Linked DNA regions of Homo sapiens: all the other regions are linked to region 3. A link is a loop called in an ENCODE intact Hi-C map of the cell type or tissue named here. Cell type or tissue: Calu3. All regions are shown on one strand.

The links. Peaks named below come from ENCODE experiments on the same cell type or tissue, not always from the same donor. Only the 100,000 strongest peaks of a DNase experiment are listed, where the experiment ranks them.
Region 1: a loop joins it to region 3, with 2.4 times the contacts of the local background. A loop is called at or near these places in 4 of 110 quality-filtered maps.
Region 2: it touches region 3 in a loop (9-fold over the local background); 5 of 110 quality-filtered maps call a loop at or near these places.

The regions. Positions count from the first base shown.
Region 1 is chr6:9,847,354-9,855,353 of GRCh38, forward strand. It overlaps the pseudogene OFCC1. Among named protein-coding and RNA genes, the nearest start is that of TFAP2A-AS2, 550 kb to the right of the region's middle. In Calu3, no CTCF peak of the experiment used is centred here; a DNase peak (open chromatin) is centred at 4,818.
Region 2 is chr6:9,479,197-9,487,196 of GRCh38, forward strand. No RefSeq gene overlaps it. Among named protein-coding and RNA genes, the nearest start is that of HULC, 830 kb to the left of the region's middle. In Calu3, no CTCF peak of the experiment used is centred here; a DNase peak (open chromatin) is centred at 3,025.
Region 3 is chr6:9,536,257-9,544,256 of GRCh38, forward strand. No RefSeq gene overlaps it. Among named protein-coding and RNA genes, the nearest start is that of TFAP2A-AS2, 860 kb to the right of the region's middle. In Calu3, a CTCF peak has its summit at 4,459 (motif pointing right); a DNase peak (open chromatin) is centred at 3,315.

The DNA of each region.
Region 1 (8,000 bases), 310 kb after region 3:
ATATCTTCTTCAAGTACTAGAAGCCTAACACTCTCCTCAAAACCCACTGTGCAGCTTCAATGTCACCCTCATGTTTCAGGTTCTGTTATGGTAACACTCCACCTCCAGGTACCAAAATCTGCATTAGTAATTTATCACTTTATAACACATTTCTCCAAAAACTAGACAGTTAAAACAACAAATGTTTACTATCTTACACAATTTCTGGAGGTCAGAAATTCAAAAGCCACTTAGCTGTGTTTTCCTGGCTCAGGGTCTCTCATGAATCTGCAATCAAGCTATTAGCTGGGTGGGAAGCCAGGTCAGGGGTCAAATGAGGCGGCAGAATCTGTTTCCTGGCTGAGACACGTGTTTGTTGGAAGGCCTCAGTTTGTGGTTTACTATTGGCTAGAGGCTTTGGTTCCTTATCACGTGGGCCTCTCTACAGTTTACTCACAGGATGACAGCTTACTACTCCACAGCAAAAGATGAAATAGGTCGAATAGAAGGCTCTACACATATCCACAAAAAAGGGCTAACACATTTTCTGAGATGGGAAAGATAGGGTAAGTAATGAACAGGGTTTTGAGAGGCAAAATTTAAGCACCCCAATTGGACGTGTTAAATTTGAGGTGTTTTTGAGATACTCAAATGAAGTGGTAAGTAGGAATGAGACACAAGGTTCTAGGAGGAAAGATCAGAGCCTTTGGCTATCACCAGCAAGAATTAGGTGTTGGAAATTAATGAAATCACTCTGTAAGACACCTCTAAGCACATTTGTATGCATTATATTATTTATTTGTTTGTCTGTGTTACATTATTTAATCCCCACAAAAACCCAATGATGTATATGCTTTAGTGTCATAATTATTTCATACATAAGTATGGAGGCTTACAGACCTTAAGGCATTTGCCCAAGGTTACAGTACGTGGTAGAAACTAGAGTTGACTCTCTGTGATTCAGCTCTTACTCAGTGTGACTGGTCTTTCATGTAGTCATTTATTGCCTTCCTAGAACATACATTCACAGGGTAACAGGTTTTTTGTGGTTTTTTTTTCACTTACTTGACCCCCCTATATTTTCTATGACTAGGTCATAAAAAGTCCCCTTGTGAAAACAATTAAAGGTTAAATCAGTGGATGTATATGGCCCTTTGGAAACAAATAGAAAGGGCTAGATGGTAAAATCTTATTAAATCTTATGTCATTTCCCTTTGTACCATTTTCCAAAAAGGATCAAACAGAGCAAGCATGCTTTACAAAGAGAATGAACTCCTTCACCAAGCCAACTATGTGCAAATCTTCTCAAGTATTTGAGAAGCATCAATTCTTAGTGAACTAACTAAAATGTATCTCTTCATTAAGGAAGATTTTATCACAAACTTTACTATGTAATAATTATTTCATGCAGCTTTAGTCATAGTTCTGCTTTTATATAAAAGTAATTCTTTTGTTATATAAAAATTTACTTTGGAATACTTTGCAGCCTGAACTTTCCACCAGATCCTATCAATCTAAATAAGTGATGGTTGACTGTAACTGGGGAATACAAAGAAAACAATTTGGCAAAAATTACCAGTAAATATTGTTGATCAACCAGAAATTAAGATAGTAATGTTCTACTTATTCATGTAACATTCAAACAAAATTCAAAAGATTCCTGGCTATCACTGAAGAAGTTAAATATTGTTTTCCAAAATTACCTGTCTAGATTTCTCCAGCCTGGATCACCTTTTCTAACAGCAATATGAAGAAATGACACGGAGAGTGCAAGATTGTTCCAGAGGCTTCTTTCTTCAAAAGAGACAAAACAATCCCTCCAAATGTTTTGTCATTTTCCCATAAATAGCTATAAATCCTATTTTTGTTTCCTTAACTCTCTTTTGGACAAGCAGCAAAAGTCATCAAAGAACAGATTAAGTTCTACAAACTGGGTGGTTGCTATTTTTCATTTTATCTACTATTGAATATTTCACTTGGATATTAATATTCATACTCATGATCTTCTTGCTTGTGGTAATGGCTAGTATAGGGGAGAAGGAAAAAAATAAAGGACATAATTCTAGCAAATATTCACTGACTACCTCTAATGTGCCAGGTATTAATCTAAGGACTTTATATGCACCAATCCACAGAATCCTCACATTAACCTTTCAGGTAGATACTATTATTGTCTCCATTTTACAAGCAAGGAAATGGCAAAAGCAAGGGGACCTCAGGCCTAGAGAGCTGACCTCCAGAGCACTGTACCTAACCCCTATATTAATGAGTTCTGAGTTTCATATTCTGATTATATTTTAGATAATTTGAACCAACTCTATTCAAAAACAATGGTTTGTGTGCAAACATACAGGAAATCATTCCCACACTGCAATTACTTATTTAGAAATAAAAATAACCTAACCCTATATGGAAAATTATCTCTTTGTTGGAATTCCTATCAAATTTATTAAGCCTCAGTAAATATCAAAACAGCAATATTAAAATTGTCTTTGAATTCAATGTCAATTCTTTAATTTTCTTGTTAAAACTAAAAACATGCATGAACCATGCTACTAAGCAATGTAAACAACATATTTCAGTAAAATATTGTATAACAATATATGAGATTCTGAATTTCTATGTAGAAATGCTCTCCTTTGTCATTTAAACTTTTTTATTTTTTCATTTAAATATGTTAATTTTCTCTCCATTTTCAAAAAAATCACACATTTAAGTACACAGGTAATAGGAAATTTTATACTTAGCAATCCAATATATATCAAGGATACACATGTGGTATAATTAATAACTACTACAATGATTGAAAATGTGTATACATGATTGAAATAAAAATCCAAAGTTTATATCACAGGCAAGACTAGATTTTTTCCTTTGAAGGGTGAAACCTTATGAAATAATTCTCGTTAAATATAGCCTCTGTGTTATATGGTTAACAACACTCATACAGTAACTTAGATTGAAGAGTTAATCTGATAAGCATCAAGCTAAAGAATAAATTGCAATAAAGCCTTGGAAAAACTTAAATAGTTGCATTCCCACCAGATGAAAGGAAGTATGTTTACCCAAATCCATAAGAATGTTCAGGACACTTATGCCCATGGGCATTTTTCATTCCTAGATGTTTGGAGTCTGGCCTGGAGAAGGAAAAGGAAAAGTTCTAATTGTCAATAGCTTTTGATAAGAGGTTAACCGAAAGAAAGTTTGTCTAAAATAGAGTGTTATTGACTGGAGAAAGTCTCAGGACAAGGTAAGAATTGCAAACTTCAGGACTTTTTTCTAAGTTCTAAAAACCTCCAGCAATGCCTTAATTTAAAACAGCTACAAGCAATTTGATAATATGTATCAGAATTAAAGCTGCGTAGATAAAGCTGGAATTTGCTTCTTCCACGGAGAGGAAAATATGGAGTTCCTTCACACTTCCAATAGATCTTTTGAGAGAGAACACTGAAATGTAATAGAGAGGAGACAGTAGACACTGTGGTTGAAAAAGGAGGAAGCAGCACTGCCTGCTTGGTGCTGCCTGGCATCAGGACCAGACCCCAGACCCAGACTGGACCCAATAAAGGAGCAAGTGAAGGAACCTCAGGATACCACATTCCTGCCACAGACTCCTGAGATCCTAGTTACAGGTGTTCCCACAACCTGCAGACCTTTGGACTGGCAGAGGGAATTACCTGGAGAATATGTAGAGGTATTACTTGAACCCCTGAGAACCCAAAAGGCTTCAGGGTGCGAGGCAACTGCAGCAAAAGGTGAGTCTGGGCACCTACTCTCCAAGGCTCTGCATCCTGCCCTGGGTGACTGCAGCTCTTGCTGTCTGTCCAGCTGGGAGAGAGTGGGGACTGGGATGATCACCCACCCAAGACAGGCCTGGCTGCCATTGCAGTGGGACCTAGGTGCATCTGAACTGCATGCCCCCATGCCTGCCAGGCCCTCACCAGACTGCCTGTCTGGTCATTCCCAGAGGAGGAGAGGTATGCGGTCCCCATGGCATAGCCTCCATCACACTGCCTGGGTGGTTTGTTGGCAGCCTGGGAGGAATTTACTCTCCAAATCACAGCCAATGTTTGACCCTGAGGAGCCAAAGGACAAACTACTGGCACAGTCCCAGTTTCCCAGGACCCAATCACACCACCTGTGGGTATGGGGAAGAGATTTGTGAACTGTCTCCAGGTGGGGAGGAGCTCCCACTGACAAAGCACAGTGAAGAGTGTGTAGTGGTGCTCCCTTCACAAAACTGGACTAGGAAGGATGTGGCCTGAAAGCTGCAGTTTCTGCCACAGGAAGCCTTGAGGTCTGGGATGCTTGGGACGGTGTGGTGATCTGGGTGCAGACGGCTTGGAACTAGCCTAACAAGTCAGGCCTGTTGCCAGTGACAGAGACCCACCTGCGCAGAGGTGTCAGAGCAGAGCTGAACAGGCCCTATGGCCCCTACCTTCTGAGCTGAAAACCATGGCCACCCCTCTTTCCATGACAGGTGCAGAAGGAGTGCCTCAATCCCTCCCTGGAGGGTTGTCCCAGTGACCTGAGGACTTCCCCGACAACCCCTCAAGGGTGCAGCACTCAGAGAGCCTGGTAATGGGCTTGCACAATCCAGCTCCACCTAGCTAGCCCTGCCTAGCTTTGCCCCCTCCAGCTCCTTGGCAGCAGAGTGCAGAACGAGAACCCTGAGAGCCCCATGTCTCGTCCATTGCCAGGGACACCCTGGTATTGCTCTCATCAACAAAGGCCAAGTAAAAATCCCAGTCATCACCGCAACTGCATCTCACCTACAGGCCCCACTTAATGGCATGGATGCCAAACTGCATGACTCACCACAACTTCTGCTGACATCACTGTACAGCGCTCAGCCAGCTCTTACCTGCAAGTGCCACCTCCTGGCCTGAAGGTTGAACTGCCCAACCAAATTTAATTTCTGCTGACAGAAGTGAACACCGCTGGGGAATGAGATAAGTCTCTTGAGACCTCCACCTACCCACTGCTATAGGAGACAGTAAGCCTGACCACACATACTTGAGAAAACCACTGTACTAAGGATGTCTATAACCAAGGAATTCATACAGTGCCTTAGCCTGCTAAAAGCACATAGAAGCAAAACCAAAAGACCCTATGCAACAGATGGAGCAGTAATAGCCTCAAGAGGAGAAGAAAAAAAATCCCACCCAAATGTAAGTAAATCCAAAAGTAAGAACTGACATATAGAGAAGGAACCAGAACAAGAACTCCAGCACCATGAAGAAACGAAATGTTGTGGCATCCCCAAAGTGCCACTCTAGCTCTCTAGCAATGGATCCTAACCAAAATGAAAACGTTGAAATGACAGGCAAAAAATTCAAGATACAAATTGCAAAGAAGTTCAGTAAAATCCTAGAGAAAGTTAAAAAGTAATACAAAGGAACACCAAAATAAACCAGGAATTGAAAGACAAGCTGGATATGTTTTTTAAAAAACACAACACAATTTCTGGAAATGAAAAATTTACTGAAGGAATTTCAAAACACAGTTGAAAGCTTTAATAATAGATTATACCAACCAGAAAAAAGAATTTCAGAGCTTGAAGAACAGTCTTTCTAATTAACCCAGACAGATAAAATAAAGAAAAAAGAATGTCGAAAGAAAAACAAAGCTTTTAAGAAATATGAGATTATTGAGAGCAACCAAATGTGACTTATAGGCATTCCTGAGGAAAAGAAGAAAAAGAAACCAACTTGGAAAACATGTTTGAGATAATAATTCAGAAAAATTTCCCTGATTGTACTACAGATGTAGACACCCAGAAACAAGAAATTCAGAGAATACTTTAAGACACTATACAAAATGAACATCACCAAGGCATATAGACATCAGGCTATCCAAGGTCAAAATAAAAGAGCAAATCTTAAAGGCAGCTAGACATAAGTGTCAAATAATCTATAAAGAGAATCTCACAAGACCAACAGTGAACTTCTCAGCAGAAACCTTACAAGCCAGAAAAGGATGGGGGCCTATTTTTAGCCTTGTTAAGGAGAAAAACTGCCGGCCAAGAATTTTACATCCCACCAAACTAACCTTCATAAATAAGGAGAAATAAACTTTTTCTCAGACAAGCAAAAGATGATAGAATTCATCACCACTAGACCAGCTCTGTAAGAAATGCTCAAAGGAGTTTTAAACAAAAAAATGAAACGATGATACTCACCATGAAGAAAAAGCACATGTAAATAGACATATCACAAATCCTATAAAACAGTTACAAAATTGAGACTCCAAGGAAACTCACTAACAATACTGTGAAAGAAACAAAGTCTCACATATCAATATTCATGTTGAACATAAATAGTCCAAAAACTGCACTTAAAAGATGCAGGCTAGCAAATTGGATCAAAAAACAAGATCCAACCATCTACTGCCTACAACAGACATTTACAAATTCAAAGTAAAGAGGTGGAAAAAGATACATCACACAAATGGAAAACAAAAGCAAGCAGAAATAGCTATTTTTACATCAGATAAAAACAGACTTTAAACCAACAACAGTTAAAAAAAAAAGATAAAGAAGGGCATTATATAGTGATAAAGGGTTCAATATGATAAGATTTAAATATCTTAAATATATATGCACCCAACAACAATCACTGAAATTCATAAAACAAATACTACTAGACCTAAGAAAAGAGATTGGCACTGAAGCACTAGTAGGGGACTTTAACACTCCACTTCACAGTGTGCAACAAAAAGTCAACAAGGAAACTCTGGACTTCAACTGGACTCTAGACCTAGTAGACATTTACTGAACATTCTAACCAACAACTCCAGAATACACACTTTTCTCATCTGCATGTGGAACATTCTCCAAATTAATCATATGCTTAGCCATAAAACAATGCTCATTAAATTTTAAAAAAATATCAAAAGCATCTCCAGTATCTTCCCAGGCCATAGTAGAGTAAAATTAGAAATCAATACTAAGAGGAACTGTCAAAATTTACACAAAGCTTGAGGTGATGGATATCCCATTTACCCTGTTGTGGTTATTACACATTGCATGCCTGTATCAAAATATCTCACATACTCTATAAACATATACACCTACTATGTACACATAAAGCTTTAAAAACTAAAAAAAATCTATAGAAGTGCGTGGAAACTAATAACTTGACTTCATTTTACCAATTTTGCTGGAGAGGTTGACATGCAAATTCAATAAACTCAGAGAACCCTTGTGAGATACTACGTAAGATGACCATCCTCAAGACACATTGTCATCAGATTCTCCAAGATCAATATGAAAGGAAAAGATCTTTAAAGCAGCCAGAGAGAAGGGACAGGTTATTTACAAAGAGAACCCAATCAGGCAAACAGTAGACCTTTCAGCAGAAACCTTACAAGCCAGAAGAGATCTGGGGGCCCATTTATAGCATCCTTACAGAGAATAAATTCCAGAAAAGAATTATAGCCCACCAAACACTCTTAAGCAAAGAAGTAAATTGCTTTTCAGGCAATCGAACATTAAGGGAATTTCTTGCCGCTAGACCTGCCTTATGAGAGATCCTAAAGGGAGTGCTAAACATGGAAATGGAAGAATGATATTTGCCACCAAAAATACCACACTAAAATACATAGCTCATTGACGCTATAATGCAACTATACAATCAAGTTTATGCAACGTAAGCTAACAACATGATGGAAGTACAGGATATTTGAAACATAAATGAGAATAAGGAAATCACATGTGAATTTTAGCAACCTAAAGCATTCATTTGTTCATTCATTTACAATTTCATTGTCTGTCTACCATTTGACAATGCAATGGGTACTAAGCAAAGATGGAATATAAACTTGAGAAAAATAAGCCGACCGAAACTGGCCCTGAGGAGAATTTCAAAAGGTCCTGGATGACTCTAATGTTATAATTTCTCTTAACTTCAGGAAGGCAATCATTACATGGGGCATCCACCCTATAAAAAAATAAGTCAACACTGGATGCAATAGTATGCCTTAGTTCTGTATCTCTGACCTTATTGTATTTCTGCTTTATC
Region 2 (8,000 bases), 57 kb before region 3:
AAATGGCCCGGTTGTCCCATAGACATGATATTTATGGGTTTTTTGAATAAATATAGAAATTGACCTTCCTGGTCTTAAAACTCAAAGCTCACATTTGTCTCATCCGAGTTCCTTCCACAGAAAAATGACCCTCAGGCAAGGGACTGAAACTCCTCAGATCACTGCACCCAAACAATGGGACGCCAGCCCCCTCATCCATCGTGGTGGCTTCCTTGCCCCTCCCTAATTCCTGTTTTCCCACCTTCCCAGCTATATAAACCCCCCAGTTTTAGTCAATTGAGTAGAGATGGACTTGAGACTGATCCCCCATTGTCCCGGTTGATGTCCCTCTAATAAAAGCCCTCTTCCCTGGCAGTACTCCTCTCAGTGATTGGCTTTCTGTGCAGTGAGCAACAGAATCTAGACTGTACCCTGGCATTTTGGTAACACAGAGATTAGGGCACTAGTCCACAAATATGGCTGCATATTGGAATCAACTGTGAATTGTTTATTGAATGCTGATACTATTCTTAGAGATTCTGATTAATTGTTCTTGAGGGGGTGGCCTAGATATGGGGATTTTTTTAAGTTCCTGGATGATTCTAGTATATTTGTCTAGTACATTTGTCACCTGTCTTTGTTTTGTAATTGAGGTTATATGCATTGTCTTATGGTTGGCATTTTATCTCATAAAATAGTGTGGAAAGGTTTAATTGCTGTAAAATATTGACACCATTTATGAAGTAATTTTTCTTTCTTTCTTAAAGATTTTTAGTCAACAGAATAAAGTGTGAGAATCACTGATTTAGCATTCAGGCAATGAGAAGACCAAGAATGAATCAGTACGCACCCTTCTCTCCTACACACATTAGTGTATAAAACCTATGTTATCCACAACTTAAAAAATAGCTCACTTCAGTTTCAATGGCTTAAGTTTTCAGGAAAATAGATCATAGTAGATTTCATATTCTCTTATCATCCAAATTCCCTTAGCAATGTCCATCTTCCAAGTTCTAGTCAATGTCAAATATTTGTCATCTGTCTTTGTTTTGTAATCAAGGTTATAGCATTGTCTTATGGTAGGCATTTTATTTCATAAAATAGTGTGGAAAGGTTTAATCACTGTAAAATATTGACACCATTTATGAAGCAATTTTTCTTTCTTTCTTAAAGATTTTTAGTCAACAGAAAATCCTATCCACCCAGCTCTCCTCTCCTGGAAGAAATTATGCATGGAAATTCCTTTTTTACATGCTTTCATTGAAACCCAAATCAGTATCTGAAATGTGTTCTATACTAGAGCAGGTTGTGCTTCAAGCTTTGTCTTGGCAAGATACAGAAATTAAAGTCATGGGCCAATTTTTGAATTAACATGAAAATTCTTTTTTATGTGCATACGAAAACATGTCTTTGAAACATCTTGCCAAAGGCTTCTTCGTCTTCTGGTTGTTATATAAAAACATGGTCATCCCAAAGGGGCGGAAAAAAAAAAAAAAAAACCAACTGTGTTCCACCTTAATCAGATTCACAATCATGTCCTAATGTAATTTGTCCTAATCCATTTCGGAGGAAGACAACCATTTATGATTCCCAGAGACGTGTGGGAATAAATGTGGCTATACGCAAATTCCCTAGGTGCTCTGTATACTATATTTACTAGTTCATAAAAAAGCTAACTACATTTCTGAAAAGAAAGCTTTACAGATGCAATGTCTGTTCTAAATACAAAACCCTACTCTGTCACCCCACAGTCATATGGTCCTTATCTGTTTGCCATACACAAACTGTATTCTGGATTACAGTAACTTAGTTTATAATAAAAAGCACACACATTACTGTATTAGCCTAATCGTATATGTCAATGTTTGAGAGACAGTCCTATTTTTAGTTTTACTGGGAAAAGATAGGTAACACTTAGCATAGTAAGTAATAAATTACCCTGTAGTAAAATAGAAAATGATTGGTTCCTGATTTTTTCCCCAATGCCTTGGAAGATAAATACGTTAAGTGGCTTGTTAAAAAACCCAGCATAATTTTGTTTCTGAGATGCTATTGCGGAGAATGCTTCTGAGGGTATTGAATCTACAAGTTTATTCTGCAATGAAATCCTTTTTCATGGATTTTATTGTTCATTATAAGCATGTTATTACAAAAGCAATGTTTCCTATAAACAGAACTGGGACTAGATGACACATTACTGAAGCAAGCCAGAAATGTAAATAATCAAACGGTTTTTGTTTACTTTTCTGCAATGATCATGAAATCATACTGACCTAACATCTTATCATTTATTTATTTATTTTTCGTGTGATATACTTTTTTCTTTATCTCTAGTGCCATTCAATGGTCGTTTGTAGCTAAATGAACTCTGCTTTGCTCTCTTGGGCTACAGAAACTCTATTGTTTCACTTAGTCAATGATGTGGTTTCAAAGGCCATAGAGTACTCCTTATGGAAGTTTTAGGGATAGCATAATTGCTCACTGTTATCAGTGAAAGCGATCTTTGAGGACATCTGGGAATCTGATCTTCCCTCAAAACTAGGACAAATCATGAGTAAACTGATCGACAAACATGATCATTTGTAATTGAATTAAAACAAAGTAACATCTAAATCTAAATAACAAAGCTTCTCTAGGCCATGAATAGAGAGATATTCAGCTATTTAACTTTTTAAATAGCTCTGTTGACCATACCTCTGGTCAACATTAAAGCTTAAGTATCAGGTCCCCGACTCTCTAAATACTTGGCAAATGAACATCACCTACTCCTCTTCCCCACTGCTACTTACTCCACCTAAGAAATACCTTAATCCTTCATCTAGTATTCTTCTCTCCATCTTCCTCGGGCTTCCTCTCAAGAGTCCCCAATGTCTTCTTGAGAGATAATTATGCCTGTAGCTCAGGGACTCAAAGTAATCACCAGGCTTGGCATGAAAGAATGCTGGAATGCAAACTGAAGTGCGAAGCAACAAAGATTCAGTGCAGATATTATGAAAAGGGAATGCATTATAGCAATTACTCAGTTGGCCTGATTTCTGCCAGCCTACAGGATACAGCAAAGAGGCCAAAGCATAAACACCACCTAGTATTAGTCATCATGACTCATTGACATTTGGTGTTCAGGACCCAGTGGAAGTCTTTGCATAGAGATCTAGAAGCTTTGGTAACAAAGCTTCTAGAAAAGAAAAACAAAGCTCATAGACTTTTTGGCTTTTATTCAGTATAACATCAACTTCTCCCTGTGTCTCCCTTTAAAGTTGGAGGTTACAATACGTAGCTGTGTTTAGAGAAGCTTAATCATAAAATATCATGTAAAGTTGTGAAGTGCTGCTAGAGTGAACAGTTAGTTCGTTTAATGAGAGTCAGTTGCAACTGACAATGAGGTTGAGAGTGTGATTGCTGCTTGGGCTGCAGGCACTCACGCTGTCACAGTCTATAACCCGAATCCCCACCAGCCACCTATTAATGCTTGATTTTTATCACAGGGGATGAAGAAAATAGCACAGAATCATCAACATAACTTGAGAAAATTCTAAGTACAAATGTAGCCTGCATCATCAAAAAGACATGACAAGGAGGAAAAGGGGAAAACTATACATGTTTTGGAAGAAAGTTCTAGCTTTCCTAGAACTGGCCTCATTTGCCTCAAACAGTCCTAGTGTATGTGATTTTCCTGAAGTCATTATCAATTTCACTCTGAAATTGAACCAGTTTGCACAATGAATTATACAGTCTCATTCTCACTTTATCCAATTTGACATGACTCAGAAGTGTGAGAAAGCAGATTTATTTAGAGCATCTTTGATGTGTCTTGTGTTTCACATGTGCTACATAAAGAATCTGTATTAACTGTATTATTTAAACAAAGTAAAGCAATACATTCTATTGGATGGTGTCAATACACAGCGATGAAGGTGCTTAATTACATAAAGGATCATTACTTTTAATAATCATGTAAGTATTTTAATCCTGATTTTAGTAGTTTTCTAGCAATTTTTCATAAGTTACATAAAGTTACTGGAAAAGGATTCTTAGAAGTGAAACTTACAGAATTAAAAAAAAATTCTAAACTCTAGATGAGCCAAACTGTTTCACTTATTCTGACCCCTAACATCCACACAGCTGAATGGAGATAACCAAAATTATCCGATGAACTGTCCCATGTCCCAGTTGGTAGCTTAAGGCACTGAATAATGGAATCCATTGAGTGCTAAATACATCAATTATCTATTATAATTGTTATAATAATTCTGTTATAATTGTTCTGAACACTGGCAACTTTAATTAAGGAACAAGGTTGTAGTATTGGATAATGTTATGAGCTAAAAGACAATTGTTTCTAGTTTTCTTTTCTATAATTTTTTTGTGCCAGACATATTCATGCATTTTGCTCAAGGTGATTTCCTTAGACAAGGAATTTAAGCCAGACTTATTCATGGCAGCCAAATGTGACCATGCTATGCCCTCTTCTCACATACTACCAATTGTGGCAGCAGAATGGATTCTGAAACAATCTGCATTGATTGTTAGACTAGATAAAATGTTCATCTTAAGTGAAGTTAGGGACACATATTTTGGGAAGCTTTAGGGGACAGAAACTGAAGCACTAAATAATTATTCTAATCAACGCTGCTCCTCATAACAGCAGCTAATAAACCATGTGAAGCAACAGTGTGAACTACTTTTTTTTTTTCTTCCTAACAATTCATTTTGGGACCCACATGCCTAGATTATGGCAACAGCTGTTTTGGAACTAGCTTTGTTGGTTTAATCAAATGTATTTGCACTTTAAGTCTTCTCTGTGTTATGGTTATTTATTATTATTATTAAATGATATTAGCATGATCTGGGGCCATAAAGCATACAATTTAATTGCATATGTTTTCTGAAACAACAGGATTGGTAACCTGTTGCCACTTTTTTCCTTTCATTTAGGACATAAATCACTAGAGAACAACTGAAGTAGCTCTCTCTGATTTTATTTAGTGCTTTGGATCCTAACCCATAAGGGAAGTGACTGAGATTCAAACATTTTTTTTCAATTAATTTGATTTCGAAACTTGCAGGAAGCTGTCACAATGATTCAAAACTGTTTTCTCTAAAACAATAAGTGTAATCTTTGATACAACTGGGCCAGTTAGTCGCATTGTCAAATAAGTGCGGGAATAGAAAATCAGGTCAGCTGAATGGTCCAATGGTGACAATAAAATGCTGTGCATGTATATTTCCAAATACTTACTGTAGTAATTGCCACAAAAATGAGTCCTATGAAATGAACCTGAGGGTTCCCTGAGTAATAATTTATTTCACTTACTGCATATGGGTACTGACTAAGGCAGCCTCACTTTGCACTTTCAAGGAAGAGGAAAGATCCAGAACTATCTCTAAAACACTTTTGATACAAATTTGGCCAATGAAATAATTGGGCACTCAGTTAGGCAGTAAAAAAACTTACTCCAATTTAGAAACAAACTGACTGATGAGGCCAAGTAAAATAATGGGCCTCATGGTACCACAAACAGGAAAGTCAAACCTAAATTAAAATGAATATGATTCAAGCAACTATAACTTGATTACATCAGTTTTAATCACTTGATCTTTCAGCCCTGAAACACAGCTTTTTAAATACTACTTTATTTTTCTTGTATACAGTAGTCATCCTTTTCTATGTATGCTGTGTAGGTCCAGGAAACTTTTGTCAATAGAACAAGATAGCTATTTATGTCTGTATTTCATCATTTACATATGATTCATTTACTCGTGAAATGTTTATTAAGGATCTGCTCTATGCTAGCCTCATTCTAAGGACTGAGGATAAAATTATGGGCTGGATAAACAAAGGCCCTGCATACTGAAGATAAACAGCCAAGCAAATAGTAACAATAACTTAAAAATAACTGTGATAATGGAAGTCAAGGTCACGTTGGGAACATGAAGGGGCATCTCACCTAGTCTGGGGTGTGTGTGTGTGTGTGTGTGTGTGTGTGTTTGTGTGTGTGTGTGTGTCTATGTTTGTGGTGGGGTTGGTTGGAGGAGGCTTTCTGGAGGAAATGTCATTAGAGACTTGAAGGAATGCGCCAGGGGATGAAAGCGGCTCACAGCAGCCCCTACCTGCAGCTCCTCAATTAATTGTTCTTCCTGGATATGGTCCTCCCTCATTCCGGAGTTTCCTAGAGTCCAGTGAGAACTTCAGAATGCAGTCAAAACCTAGTCTCCTTAGGCTAGGATCCCAACTTGGTATAGGTATGTTCGCCTGCTGTGGTAATGTTGTTGTTTTATAACTGCATTAATTAACAACATTTAGAGATTAAAACATTTCCCTCCAAAATCCACACTTTGGGCTTCTCTTGCAAAAAAATAAAAAAGAAAGCTCTGGCAATAGTGATCTTGGCTTCCTGGGTAGCAGTTAATCCCTTGGAGCAAATAGGACTCTCCTGCACACCACAATCCCTTCATTCTTTACTAACCCTCAGTACGAATGACTGTCTCTAATATTTCATACTTCGCCTCCTCAACTTCGCTCATTTAGGTCACTTTCCTGGCATCTATAGACGTTTTGGCTTGTAACCTAGGCTTAATGCTATACCAGGTTTTAAGTAAAAGAAACACCTGATATTTCATAGCCTTTTGGGTGTTGAGTTAACCTGATCCTTCACTGCAGAGTGTATGTGTGTGGATATAGCCCACAGATGTTTAATTCACATTACCAATATATAAGAAACATCACCCTGGATATTTTTCAGTGGTTCTGTTTTTCTTGTTCATACCTTGCCCATGTATTTACAGGCAATTTTGTTATTGTTCTCAATTGAACTGCACATAATTGCTTAAACAAGACACACATTCAAATATACAAAGTGTCATTTTTTAAGTAAAGGGATATGCATGAACTCTAAAGAAAATAAGATTTTAAAAAGAATTTAAAACATACTCAAGCCTCAAATATTTGTACTTTGTGAATGAGCCTTTAAGCCTGTCTAGGCAAGCAAGATCATTGCGGAAGTTTTTTGAGGCGGATAGTAGAAACACTCATGTTTGAATGTTCAGATGAACAATACGGAAGGACATCGTGAAATGAACAATTTGGTAAAGGCATCTGGACAACACCTAGGGGCAGATGCACATACAACAGAGAAAAATAATAATATAGCAGCCTTAATGGACTCAATTACCATGCAGTACATGCTTTAGTGTCTTCTTGGGTCCCCTTAAACTGTGTATTAAACATTTGGAATTAAATTGAGGCTCATGGTGTCTGAGAAGAGGCATGTTTCAAGTTTGTTTTTCCTTGATTGTTTAATAAAAGAGGAATAAGTGAGGCTACTGGAGGGAGAACAACAATTTCTTACAAGCTAGGAATTCTGAATTCCTGACATGAAGCTGGTCCTCCTTAAATTATCGTGAAAGACATTTGACTGGACTTGGGCATGAAGCATTACGTACTGCTAATAAAGAGTGAATGAGGGGCAAAGAGGAGTGACCTGGGATTGGAGTGGGGGTATTGACCTTCCAGCAGAGTGAGGGTCAGGAGGGCTTACACGGTGAGAAGGGCAGAGAAGTGAAGAAAGAAGGAGGCCAAATCTGCAGTCATTAGACTGGATATGATTGATTGTCACTCAGCACCCATTTCTAGCCCATTCCTGTGTTCTTCCCTGCACTACAGAGCCAGAAAGTTAAAGGCTGCATTTCCTACACTTTCTTACAGGTAGGGTTCTAGAGAGGAATTAGGTCTCTCCAGTCTGATGTGCCTTCAGAAGATCTAGAAGGTAAATGAGATGGAAGCTATCTTCTTTTTTTTTTTCAGTTATACTTTAAGTTTTAGGGTACATGTGCACAATGTGCAGCTTTCTTGATATTGATTCTGACACACAAAGGAACGTCCTGGAATGTGAGGGTCAAGGGACTTTTGCAAAGGCCAGCCTCAGCATTCTGGTGGCTCCCTGGTCCCTGAATTGCACCTGTTTGTTCTCAACTGAGTAGTTCTAAAGTTGCCTTTATGTTCCCTGCTCTGTCATTGTCCC
Region 3 (8,000 bases):
CATTCTTTGTTACATTGTCTATCTGCTTGGTGTGCATGTGTGCTCACACATGTGCGTGTGAGTGTATGTGTGCATGTGTATGTGTGTGGGAGTATGTTTTTATTTGACAGTGAGTGCACTAAGAATTTCCTGTGGTGCCAGCACACAGCAAAAGGTGGTTGGAAATGATGAAAGATTTATTTGAAAGCAAACTCAGTCATTCATTAAGCTGTGCCCATTATAAATTATTCAGCCTCTCTGGACCTCAATGTCCCCATTTATAAAACGGGAAAATATAACAATTAGTACTAGTACATACAGAGTACCTGTAATACATAGTATACCATATAGACATAATAAATTATAGCTGTGGATATTATCATTGTTATTCTTATTCAGTTATATTTGGCTAATTGCTCAGCAATACTTGGGCTATACTCTTAGCCCTGCCTTTATTAATCCTAAATATTAAAGATTAGACTTGACACACTTTAGTTCCGAGACCTGTGACCTTCCACACTGCCTATATCATAGTCACCAACAATAATTATTTACTGGAATGGTTAGATAGTGCTTTGTGTTTGCAAATTGCTTTCCAGCATTTAAAACCCTTTAGTCTTACAGCAACCCTATGGTGTTGATGTCACCTTGACCATTTTGCTTATTAGGAAGTTAAGGCCTGGGAAAGTTAGAAAAAAAAAAAAACCTGCTATCATTTGGTCAGGGCTGGAGCAGGGATCAAACACAGGTTTGGGACTATAAAGCTCTACCCTTCCCATCATTCTCTATTTTGGTCTCTAAGCCAACAACAGGCTGGATACTATGTTGTGCAGACAGAATGTATTATTCAAAGTAGAATATATTGGTGGGGAATGGAGTGCTATTACTAATTATCCTGAGACAAGAAAAGCCAGTCAGGCAAAGCAGGATATAGGATCACACTGGTCAGAATATAAAAACAAGGCGTATCTTCAAACTCCAGCTTCCTTAGCAAATAACTTGGGAGTTAGAATATAACTACAAACACAAAAATTTAAGTAGCTTAGAAGATGCAGGTAAGTGATAGCAGTCATAGCTATCCAGACAAGAAAAATACATGCCTTAGGTAGAGGGATATGCTTTACTCATTTCTAAGATCCTCGTACTTGGTACAGTGCTTTGAACATAGTAGAAATTCATTAAATGTTTATTAAATTGAGTCAGACTTCTTTGAGTTGAAGTGTTCAGAGAAAATGAGGGGGGAGGGAATTATAGCTGAGGTTTATGCAAAGTCTTTTCCATTGGCTCATGGTGGCAATAAACTTGTGATTTATGTGACCTTCCCTAAATAAGTCACTAGTGTGATTCTTGAAATATTATTGTGCATTAAAGCTACAAAGCACAATGCATACTAAGCTATGATTAATCACATTGTGGGGAAGGATTGGGGACAGAAAAGGCAGAGATAAGGAAATTCATTTCCTGTTTAAGCAAGAAATATCTTTCAAAAAAATTTTGTTTTTTGAGACGAATCTCGCTCTGTTGCCCAGGCTGGAATGCAGTGGTGAGATCTCGGCTCACTGCAACCTCGCCTGCTGGGTTCAAGCAATTCTCCTGCTTCAGCCTCATGTGCAGCTGGGATTACAGGCATGTGCCACCAGGACCAGCTAATTTTTTTTTTTTGTATTTTTAATAGAGACAGGGTTTGCCATGTTGGCTAGGCTAGTCTCAAACTCCTGACTTCAGGAGATGTGGCCTTCTCAGCCTCCCAAAGTGCTAGGATTACAGGCATGAGCCACCATGCCTGGCTCCTTATAAATATTATTAACCTAAAAATAATTGGCTGATTTCATTAATCTTGGTAGAATAGGTTCTATGATTGACATAATAGGTTGCGTTCAATCTAAATGCCCCACACTGAATTCTTGAGTAAGCACAACTATAATGTTTTGAGGATGCTAATTCATATAAAGTCTTCCCTTTTATATACAACTCATTCCTGATGTCATCCCTAGGTAGTTACATCATGGTGTGCTCAATAATACAATACCGTTCTGTGTTTCTGGTGAGAACAACTAGAATTTATTTTGACGTGGGAGTTGTCACACTTCATAAAATCTCTCTGAATGAATTCAAAGTGATACGTATAGAATCAGTGGGCGTGTCAGTTTGGTAGAAAAAGAAACCTAAGTGACACACTTGGCTTCCTGGTTGTTTAAGACATACATCCTTCAATTTACTGGGCTTCAGGGATTGGGTCTGGGAGTATGTACAAGAAGATCCATGAAGTATTAAGACTGGTGGATGAGGAACTAATTCTGACATCTGGGGCCAGTGTCAACCATCTCTCACTGAACCCTCCCAGGCCCTGCTGCTTTGATTGTAGTCTGCAGTGATTCTCCCCAGAAGAAGAGCTTTTGGCATTAGAAGGGAAGTATGATGTAGTGACTACAAGTATGTACTGGAATCAAGGATGCTGACTTTTAGGTCATCTGTGCCACTGACTAAATGGAAGTCCTTGGTCAAGTCACAGACCTTTTCTGGGCTTCTGGTCTTCATCTTCAAAATTAATGCTTGGTATAAAGCATGCCTAAGGCTCTTCATGTCCCTAATGACATTTCCTTATCCACTTTCTGCAAATATTTGCCATCTTTCTCTGAACTAAGTGGTATCAGAAGGTACACGAGTGCACTCATCCTCACAGCTGGCTAGTAAAGTCAGGAAAATCCACCATCACTGCAAAATTTTTCAAAACAAAGGCTTCTTCTCAGTTTTTACCCCTCCTTCCAAACTTTATTGTATGAAGCTTTGCCCCAGTCCTTTTCTGATTTTTAACCAAACTCAGTTGTCCAAAAACCAAGATGCTGGTAGTTTTCAAAGGTCTAGAGGGTTGGAGAATTGTTAAGTAAAATGTCAATTTCATTAACTGCAATTTTCTGTGTCTTTACTTAAGAAAATGCTTGTGTTAATTGACTAGAAAAGTTCTGCACATACATTAAAATTTATTAAGAAAAGGCTGCATAATTGTTAAGTGACCACAAAGATTCCAAAGGCTAAGGTGGAAAGTTTTCTCAACTGCCCCCTCCAGTAGGAGTGAAGAATTATAACATTTTACTAACCAGTCTGTGCAATGAACTGTGGCTGGAAGATCAGACACGTACATGTAAATACCTTGCTCAGGAGGAGAGAGAGCAGCGAGGACTGCATGTTCCAACTGAACTAAAACACATGGAGATATAGAATGACCCATTCAGCTGAGGATAAGATGGAAACACCTCAAACACCAAGACGATCATAGGAAAGGGCACCCAGCCATGCCTTGGCTATGGCTAATAGATTTCCTGTTAATGATTAAGTCGGAGGAATCCATGGAGTGCATGGCCTCAGTGGCTTCTCAAATCCCAGAATGAGGCATTTGCAGGTGACTTGAAGGTCTGTTAATGATCACTGAAGGTAAAAGCTGCTTGTTGACAGGTCTCTACTTTTTCTTGTGAAATTACTTAGCTCCTCTGGGATAACTGTATAGAACTTTGGATAAAAATATTAAAATTCTATTTAGTTGTACAATGTTTTAATGCAAATTTTTAACCATAAAACCAACCGCTCCATTCAGTTAAATTAATAGAATTACAAAAAAGATGTAATGATAGCAATTAAGTCTTGAAAATGCAAATTTTATAGTCAAGGACAATTACCTCATTTATAGTATATTGGAATGGTGCCAGATGAAGGTAATTTAGATCCTCCCAGCTCACAGTTACATCATGATGGATATCTTCATTTCATTAGTTCAACAAAGATGGGTGAGAAGTTAGACAATACATAAAAAAACTAAAGCGTATTTGACCTTTAGTATAACTAGAACCAGAATTCATTCACTAATTTATCAAGTATTTAATGAGTACCAATTATCTAAAATATTATTTATATATTTTGTCTGCCTTAGAGAAAAAAAAGTCTTTATTTTCACATCTAGAAAGCACTGGTTTGTAGAGAAATCAGATTTCTTCAAAACCAGGCCAGGTTTTTGGTGCTTGGTGAGTATCTTTATGTGCAATGCAGATGACCTAATTTTGTGTTGATTGGAGTGATACCAAGTCTCCCTGCAAAAGAACAATGGGTTTTTCACTAATTATCTTCTCTTTTATTTGAGCCTGCTTCAAGTAATTGTTGGTGTCTTAAAATCATGCAGCTGTGAAAGTTGGGCTACCTAAATGATTACTTTTGTCATTTTAAGATTTTACTATGTACTATCTTATGTTCCATATTTTCACATTATCATCTTGGCTGCAGTTCATTTGTACAACATCCAGAAGTTTATCATTTCCATATTACAGGAAGACAAGTAACTTTACAAAAATTTTTTAAATAGAGAGATTTAATAATAAGAATGTAGGCTTTTCAAACTTCCAATTCTATATTGTCTTAATGCAAATTTTCTGCTTATGTTCATAAAAAAAATCTGCATTGCTCATGATCTCCCCTTTTGCCCTCTAGAGGGCACTAGATCACACTCCTGATGATAAAAGGAGTCAAATTGAAGCCCTATTTGCTGATGTTAAAATTTCCCCTTGAGTCATTATCTTTGGAGAGAAAATTTCTGCTGTCTAAAGGAACCAGTGACTATGAGGAGCAGGTAGTTCACTTCTTGCCACGTTGTTTCTAAACAGAGGGAAAGCAATGCGCTTGGGGGTTTTGAAGACTGGCTGCCCAAGTTCAAACACATGGCTCAGGCACTTCCTGAATATGTAATGTTGGGCAAATTATTTGTTTCTGTGCCTCAGTTTCCTCATCTGTAATATGGGGATAATAATACCTACTCCACAGCATAGCTGTGAAGATTTTAAAAAATGATAATATGTATAAAGAAGTTGGGGAACAGATACAGCCTATAGCAAGCACTATTAGTATTAGAGTTTTTTTCAATATTTTATAGCAAGCACTATTAGTATTAGTTTTTTTAATACCTTTTTTTGGAACATAATCCCCAATAATGATTCTGCGCTACTGCCCCTGGATTTCTTCCTTAGTCCCATGACTCAAATGGGCAAGCCTCTATTAGGACCATCTAAGAGATCTATGCAATTCCCTTACAAGATTCAATATTGGCTTAGCGTACTTTTAAAGAGGCTGATGCCATTGATTCAATAGACGTCAAAACAGAAAGTAAACCTCTTCAAAGTCAGGATGACATAACTTTGTAGTTTTGCTTTCTTGCTCACTTTTGGATAATAAGCCCCAAACCAAAATATCAAGAGTTTATTGTAATGAAAGGCCATAGAAACACATACTAGACAAATGAGTATACAGAATAGATATATGGCCCTTCTTTAGTCTATGGAAAATATTTTATTTTCCTTGAATGCCATATATAGTAAGAGTCATTAGGATTTTTTTCCCCTGGAACTTACATAGCAGCTAGAAGAGCCAATAATGCTTTTGAAATTCAACCTTTGTTTCTAGTGATGATGTCTAAGTCTTTGTGGATTTACTGTCTTGGTTCATTTAGCTAGCAGTAGAACGAGAGTTTTCACAAAATATCCCCCTGGGTCATGGTGGCGGTAGTGGTAATCCTCTATCTTCTTTCTCTCCCTGATATTTATATTTATTTATTACGGTAAGTTTTCTAATGCATAAAAATGTAATGTAAGAAATGATTATAAATCTTTGGCTATATACATGTTCAAAGAGATATTTAAAATTAGTTGTCCCTGATCCTCTCAACGTAGATATTAATTCATCAGTAAGTCAACTGATAGTTTGTGCCATAACCTCTAATAGATCTGGCTTTGCCCTGGAAGCCCATGCAGGCTAAAATCAGCAGCCAACCCTTTGCCTGGATTGTACTTCTAAAAGAGTTAGAGTTTGAAGTGCCGTATAAGTATTTTAAATATATTTGTATTGATGTACACAACCGGTTTGATCATTATTAATGAACTAATCGACTAAATACTGTATTAGATAATCAGTTGGTGGAGCCTAATAATAGTATCAGCTCTAGATGTGAGTATCTCTTGGCGTTCCTGTAGTCTGATTTATGAATGGTATGCTACACATCAATCTTTACACACCCATTCAGAATAAATAAGCAAGATGAAAGGAGATTCACATATTCTTTATAAAGATAAGTCTTATGAGGTAATGGCTCTATGATGGTTAATACACCCTATTCTCATAGCATTATGATAGAACCTAAAACTTAATTGCTCTGTTCAAAAGAGAAATAATGCAATGTTCCTACTTAAAATGGTTTCTTATGCAAAGGCGTAAAATTTCTGGCATTAGAGAAAACAAAAGCGTATCTGGTACTCTAGCTGCTGTGTCTCAGTTGTAAAAATCTCGTCTGTGATCATAATAGGATATTGATTAGTATGGAAGCTATACAAAGCTGAATTGCATTTCTTGGTGGAGTACGAAAGGTCACTGTTTGATTACTCAATAACTTTTCAAATACAAGAAATGCTATTTAAAAGTATGCTTGAATGATTGGTTTGTACTATAAGAGGGAAATGGGGGAAATGGTACTACTTTCGTAAAGGTAGTTAGATGTTAAATTCTTATATCATTTTCTATTCATGTATATTTAACATTCTGTACTATTTTATATACTAGAACATAAACCATTAAATCAAATTATAAGTGCAATTTTACATGTTATCCATGTGATATCTAACTTACAAGACATATAATTCACTTGTTTTTAGGTATTAACTGAGTTTGTCACTATGGCCATCTTATATTTGATGGCATTTATTTTCTGTGATCATAAATATAAGGTACTTCATATTATTATAGAAAATGTAAAAAATACAGAACTATATAAAGAAGATAACAAATTACCAATAATTCTGATATTCTGATTAACTTCTTTCCTCTTTTTATTTATAAAACAATATAAAGTCTTATCATGTATTTATTATATTTGCTACAAGTTATAAATTCAGGATCATTTTATAATAGTTTTAATGATAATTTTCCCCTTTTAACTGGGAATGCACTCTTAGGAATAGTAAATATTCTTGAAAAAATGATTCTTAATAACTGCGTATTATTCTAAATTATGGATAGACCATAAAATATTTAACCTGTTAGTTTGTGCTCATAAATACCTCCGAACTCTCCTGTTTATGTGACCTATAGTTTTGTTAAGAGCCTTGTATGATGGACATCGGCATCATCCTCTTTGATCCCGTTACTTTCTCCTTACATTGCCACTGATTTCCTCTTTTGGCATTACAGGTTTCTTTCTAATCACTGGCACACATGCCCAAGCCCAGGGCTCACTATTTGCTCAAACAAGTATTCACCTTTGATAGATTGAGTAACCTCAATCTGACTTGGCAAAATAAAGAAACCTTATTGAGTCTATTGCAAGGACTGGCTAACAGCATCCCAATACTTGGTTAGAACTCCAACCATATTTACCAAATGTATTAGGATGTTCTTGCATTGCTATAGAGAAATCCCTGAGGCATGGTAATTTATGAAGAGAACGGTTTAATTGGCTTACAGTTATACAGGTTGTACAAGTATAGCACCAACATCTGCTCTGCTTCCAGTGAGGGCCTCAGTAACCTTCCAATCACAGTGGAAGCTGAAGGGAGAGCAGGCATGTCACGTGGCAGGAGAGGGAGCCAGAGAGAGAGGTGGGAGGTGCCACACACATTTCAACAAGCAGATCTCATGAAAACTGACTCATCACAAAGAGCATGGTGCTAGCGCATTCATGAGAAATACGCCCCCATGATCCGATCACCTCTTACTTGGCCCCACCTCCAACAGTGGGGATTACATCTCAACATGTGATTTGGTGGGGACACAGATCCAAACCATAGCATCAAATATATAGATGACTGAATGACAAGAGGCAGGTCGGAGAAGGTAGAAAGCAGTGCATGTAGAGAGAGTGGAGAATTTGAGTAGCAGATCATGAAGACAGAAGAAAAATGGGCGATGTAAAAATAGAAAGAATAGCACAGTAATGGGCAGAGGAAACAGAAATAGGGTGGAATACATGAGAACAGGGTGGAGGATTTGGGTGT